Linked DNA regions of Homo sapiens: region 2 is linked to region 1. The links are chromatin loops, found by intact Hi-C in ENCODE. Cell type or tissue: ascending aorta. All regions are shown on one strand. Each heading gives the region's core, and the rest is flanking DNA. Links, peaks and the distances in the headings are about the cores only.

Evidence for each region. Peaks named below come from ENCODE experiments on the same cell type or tissue, not always from the same donor. Only the 100,000 strongest peaks of a DNase experiment are listed, where the experiment ranks them.
Region 2: it touches region 1 in a loop (2.3-fold over the local background); 2 of 110 quality-filtered maps call a loop at or near these places.

The regions. Positions count from the first base shown.
Region 1 is chr12:52,242,520-52,245,422 of GRCh38, reverse strand. KRT7 (keratin 7) reads right to left here. Exons shown (of 9, transcript NM_005556.4): 6 at 2,286-2,411; 7 at 1-11. It overlaps KRT7-AS (KRT7 antisense RNA 1), which reads left to right. Exons shown (of 2, transcript NR_146274.1): 2 at 1-380. Among named protein-coding and RNA genes, the nearest start is that of KRT7-AS, 3.5 kb to the left of the region's middle. RefSeq lists enhancers at 584-733, 784-1,213, 1,607-2,582. In ascending aorta, for the core only: no CTCF peak of the experiment used is centred there; a DNase peak (open chromatin) is centred at 1,152; H3K4me3 peaks cover 327 bases; H3K27ac peaks cover 2,500 bases.
Region 2 is chr12:52,031,780-52,034,682 of GRCh38, reverse strand. It overlaps LOC124902934 (a long non-coding RNA gene), which reads right to left. Exons shown (of 2, transcript XR_007063311.1): 2 at 1,210-1,915. It also overlaps a transcript of NR4A1 not described here. Among named protein-coding and RNA genes, the nearest start is that of NR4A1, 18 kb to the left of the region's middle. RefSeq lists a silencer at 1,357-1,686. In ascending aorta, for the core only: no CTCF peak of the experiment used is centred there; DNase peaks (open chromatin) are centred at 1,582 and 2,092; H3K4me3 peaks cover 1,709 bases; H3K27ac peaks cover 2,401 bases.

The sequences.
Region 1 (2,903 bases), core at 185-2,684:
AACTTGGCACGCTGTGGGCAGCAGTGCAGCTGTAAGCTGGGGCTCACCAGTCTGCCTTCCTGCCTGCCCATCCTGCAGTGAGCACCCGGGCAACTTGCTTAAGGTGGCTTCATTGGCACCACCTACTCCCCCAAGTACCAGAGAATCCTAAGGGTTAAACACATAGGTTTGGATATCCAACGCCTATGTTCCAGTTCTGGCTCTGCCACTTACTAGCTGTGTGACCATGGATGAATCAACCCTGCTAAGCCAAAGTCCCCTCTTTTCTAAGAGAACATCAGGAGATTTTGAGGATGAAATGAGATAATATACAAGATGTCCGTGGCACAATGTCTAGCACACAGCAAGTGCTTAATAAATGCTATTGTGATCATTTTTAATGAATGCTATTATGATTTTCAAACCCCCAGTCCCCCAGCCCCAGCCCCCAGCTGCAGGAGCTCGAAGACCATGGGATCTTAATTGAGTCTCCAGATGTCAGGCAGCTGACAAAGACCAGAAACCACCTATAAAATAGGAACCAGTTGAGAGCAGGCGCAGAATAGGAGGGCCTGGAGCAGAGAGACCCTCCTAGATGCCCCCAGATGCCATGAGATGCATGACTCACAGTCCCCGGGTTTGGTCAGGGATGCTCTGGTTCCAGACCTGTGCCTGCCTGGAGCAGCTGCCACTTTCTCCCTGGCCTTAGAGTGCCCTCTGCTTTAGGCTCAGCCCCCACTGCCAGGAGCCTGAATAGTCCCAGGCCTCATCTTGTTTAGCTCAGAAAACCACCATCCCTGTCCCCTGGGCAAGGACTTCTCTCCCTTCTTACCGGCCATTCTCTATCCTCAGATCCTCTTCCCTCAGTGGAGGCAGTCTGCCTCTCTGCCAGAGACAGCATTCCCCAGGAGGCCCTCTGACACTCTGCCCCTCGGCCACAGCTCGGTGCCCTGCCCTGTCACACTGGTGCCCCCAGAGCCAACGCCATCCCCGCTGCCTCTGGAGACCCCTTGTAGCTCCCCATGACGCCCCTCAGTGGTGGTAGACACCTGGCTATAGGCCTGGATCCGCCCTGTTGTGTGAGAGGAGAACCGGATGTAGTAGAGGCTGCAGGGTTTGGGAAACCACCATTTGTTATTCTGTGCTTCCCCTCCTGGCCTGGAAGCTGGCCCACTTCATGGGGTGACTCACGGCCCTGCCTCTGTGCCCCAAGGCAGCCTCCGCCCTCCTGTAAACAGGCCCACAGGGCTCCAAGGGGAGGACATTTGTGGGTAAATCACCCTCACATCCCCCCACCACCCACAGCTCATCTGGAAATCAGCTTTCCGAAGCTTCCACATGTGTGCCCTCCCCCTCTCTCCACTGCAGACACCTGCACAGGCTGAGCTGCCCTGGCCACACACTACTCAGCCAGGGCTGGGGGCCCTTCCCCCATCAACACCTCCAACCCCAGCTTCCAGCAAAGCTCATCCTCCCAGGCAGTCTCTCATCTGAGACCCGTGCCCCTGCCATGTGCCAGGTGCTGGAAGAGAGGAGCAGTGAACCAGACAGACAGGGTCCCTGCTCTCCAGGCATCTGTTATATTCCAGTGGAGGTAGGGACCATCAATCACTTAATGAATAAGACAGAACATTTCAGAGAGTGACAGGGGCTTCAAAGAACTTCAGACAGGCTGCCGATAGAGGGGCTGGTGTTTGAGAGTGCCGTCTCTGAGAAGGGGTCTTTTCCTAAACCCCAGGGAGGAGAAAACAACAACCATGGACAGAGCTGGGAGAACCACATTCCAGGGGGAGGCAACGCCAAGTGCAAAGGCCCTGAAGCATGACCATTCTTGGCAAATGCAAGATGCAGGAAGCAGGTTAGCATGGCCAGAGCAGAGTGAGGGGAATCGTGGAAAGTGAGGTTGGAGTGGGTGGGAAAGGGCCATGTGAGTCATTATAAGGTCTTCTGCTGTCCTCTGTCCCTGCAATGAATGATGAGCTCCCAGGGACAGCGCCCTGCAGCCAGAACCAGGTGCAAGCAGAGTGCTCAGTATCAATGTGGAACCAGTGGTGGCTTTCTTCTGGCCAGCCAGCCTGAGTCTCCCTCCACAGGCTCTGTGCACATCCAGGACCTTTCTCCCATCAGCCCATGCCAGGACCTGGCCAAGAACATTCTGTGCTGGAGATCTCACAAGGGGGTCTGAGACAGTGGCACCAGCTTTGGCCGGGAGATGGGAACCTCCTGCTCCACATCCTGAGTTTGGCCTCAGCTGGCCACCCCTGCATGCCCCAAGTAGCAGGGGAAGCCAGGAGGACTTGTCCCACCTGGTTCTTGATGTTGTCGATCTCAGCCTGCAGCCTCTGGATGGCCCGGTTCATCTCTGAAATCTCATTCCGGGTATTCCGGAGGTCGTCCCCATGCTTCCCAGCCTGGGCCTGGAGGGTCTCAAACTGGAGGGGCCATACAGAGAGTTATGGCAGAGAGATGGGCAGTGAGTACAGGTAACTCATCCCTCTCCCCACCCAAGGCCCCTCCCAACTTATATTTTCAGGGAAGGACAGTCTGACTCCCATCAACCTTTGCCCGATGCCAGGAGACCAGACAGCAGTGTGAGGAAGGGATTCATTCTCCTCCAAGCCAGGCAGGGAGGACAGACAAGGCTCCGCAGTCCCATCCCCATGGACCCCAGGGCTCTTCCACTCCCACCATGCCCTTCTGCTGGAGAATCACTGAGAGTTTGAGATTCGCACCCATTCAACACCCAGAACACCCATTTCACAGGTGAGGAGAGTGAGTCTTGGAGAAGAGAAAGCACCACCCAGGGATCACACAGCCAATCAGTGATGGAACGAGGGCCTGAACCCAGGTCTTCTTGTTGGCATACTTGTGTTCTCACCCAGGCACCATGAATGACTCTCTATCTCTGCAGGGGCAGACCTCTC
Region 2 (2,903 bases), core at 191-2,690, 210 kb after region 1:
CTGATCCAGGTCACTCAGCTAGTGAGTTGCCCAGCCAGAACCATAGCCCTGGTCTTCTGTCTCCATAGCCCTGGTCTTCTGACTCCCAGGCCAGTGCTCTTTCTACCCAGCCTCTTGTTCCTTCATATCTAATTCCTCTCCTTTCTACAGGCACTGCTTCACAGCCCCTATTGCAGATAGGAAAGGTGAGGAGAGAAAAGGTGAACAACGTGCATGGCCCAGGGAGTCGGAGCAGAGGGGAGACAGGCCACCATGGCCAGTGACGCCCCACATTGTGGGAGGTTCCTAGAGGACAAGCTCCTACACAGAAAGCTGGCTCCTAGTCTGATGGGGAGGCAGGACACAAGAATAGGTATGGAAACATTGCCAGGACATCCAAGAAGTGGCCTCCAAGAAGCCTTGAGCTGGCATTGGGGTAGAATCTAGAGGACTAGTCTCAAGAGGCCTCCCTGGAGGAAGAGAATGTAGGGCCCAGTGTGAAAGAAGAGACAGGACCAGGCAGGGTATAGAGAAAAGGCACTCCATGGAGGAGAGAGGCTGCCCCCAAACCTTAGGTATGCGGCAGGGCAGGGCTGAGATCCTGAGGGTGGGAAGTAGTGGGCCAAGGTAAGCCACAGGACCCAGGACCATAAGCCAGACTCTCAGTGGCCCTCCCCAGGTGCCCTTCCATCTCACAGCATCTGAAACTCCACCCCACCTAGGAGACACCCTTCCACTCCACCTCCATCCTGGCCCTCGGGGGCGGGGGTAAAAGGATGTCAAGGGGGTTCCCTAGGGCATTTGGGCAGAGAAGGGGCTCCCCTGCTCAGGCCCTGGCCCTGAATAAGGAGAGGGGCTGTGGAAGGGATTCCCTTCATGGTTTCCTTCCTCTTCTTGAGGATCAAGAACTACCTGGCCGGGGTCCCCCGACCTCTCCCCAGGCTTAAGAGCAATTTAAGGGCCGAAAAAATAGAGACACAAAGACGGGTCTTCCTGGGGCTGTCTCAGGGCTCAGGGGCTGTCCAGAGACACCGCCCAGATGGGGTTACACTCTCCAGATTGCATAAGGATGAGGAGACCCCACTTGGTGTTTTCGAAGCACTTCCACGTTTGCTCTACTTAGTTGCCATGGAAGGCGTCAGGGCCCCAAGAGAAAGTGGCCAAGGTCTCCAGACCGGAAATGGCAGAGCTGGAATTAATGCGAGATTTCCCCTAAATCCAGGCCAGGGCTCTTAAAAATCCTCTGCAATTTTATTTGTTAAATTACAAAATCAAACATGCTCGTGGTAAACAAATGTGAGCGTTTCAGGCCTGCGTGATTTACGAAGTGAGAGGCCCGTAATCGCACTCCCAGAGGAGCGAGGATTTGGTCATCCTCCGACGACGGCTTCCAGATTTTTCTCCGCGTCGCCAGAGATGGGATCTGGCCCGGCGGGTCCTCCCTGAGGGGCCCGCGACCGGAACGCCGGGCCGGAAGGAACAGGGCCGAGCCCCAGCTGCGCTCCCGGGGGCGGCCGGGCTGGGCGGGGTGGGGCCGGGGAAGCCGCTACGTCACTAGCCAGTCCGGAGGGAGCCGCAGCAGGTCCAGCCAGGATTCCATTACCTCACCCGGCGGCGCAGAGCTGCGGCTCGGTCAACACCCCTGCACACCATTGGCTACGGTGCCGCCCCTCCGACCAATAGCACGGGCGCATGCAAATGAACCATTGAGCCGAAGCTTCCTTCGGGTCTGCTGCAGGCGAATAGACGTCATTGGGAGGATGGGGGAAATGAGTTAAGAGGGGTCCCGAAATCTGTAGAGTGCTGGTTTGGGGGCTCGCCATCCCAAATCTGTTCCAGCCTGTCCTGAGGAAAATGGAGTGTAATTAAGGGTGAGCACCCTTAATTCTTGAGCTGTCTTTCCAGATACACCTCGCTGCTTGGAGATTCAGTGAACCTAAGAAAAGGTGCAAAAACTATTTAGGTCAACTTGGAGAGCAGGGGAAGGAAGAAATAAGAAATAAAGAGGTACCGAAAGCTGGAACATACTTCGGAGAAACACCTAGGCCAGCCCTCTCACTGGAAACACAGCACAGCACAGAACAAAACAGACACAGCTCCTGTCCCCGGGCTGACAGCCAAGTAGGAGAGATGAATGTTCAACAATCTTGCACATAAGCAGTAAGTGCCATGGTGTTAGCCAGCGTTCTCCAGAGAAACAGAACCAATAGGATGGATATACAGAGATATAGAAAAAGATTTATTATGAGGCATTAGCTCCCATGATTATGGACGCTGAGAAGTACCCAGGATCTGCCCTCCGCAAGCTGGAGTAGTTCCAGTCCGCGTCTGAAGGTGCAAGAATCAGAGCATGGATGTCTGAAGCAGGGAAAATATGGTGTCCCACCTCAAAGAAGAGCAAATTTGCCCTTCCTCTGCCTTTTTATTCTATTCAGGTCCTTAACAGATTAAATTATGCCTGCCCATAGCGGTGAGGGCGGTCTTCTTTACTCAGTCTACTGATTCAAATACTAATCTCTTCCAGAAACAGCCTCACAAATACACCTAGAAATAACATTTTACCAGCTATTTGAGCATCCCTTAGCCCAGTCAAGTTGACACTTAAAATTAACCATCACGGTGGCTCAAGCCTGTAATCCCAGCACTTTGGGAGGCCGAGGCGGGCGGATCACTTGAGGCCGGGAGTTCCAGACCTGCCTGACCAACATGGTGAAACCCCGTCTCTACTAAAAATACAAAATTAGCTGGGCGTGGTGGCGGGCACCTGTAATCCCAGCTACTCCGGAGGCTGAGGTAGGAGAATTGCTTGAACCCAGGAGACGGAAATTGCAGTGAGCCGAAGGTTGCAGTGAGCTGAGATTGCGTCACTGCGCTCCAGCCTGGGCAACAGAGCGAGACTCCGTCTCAAAAAAAAAAAAAAAAAA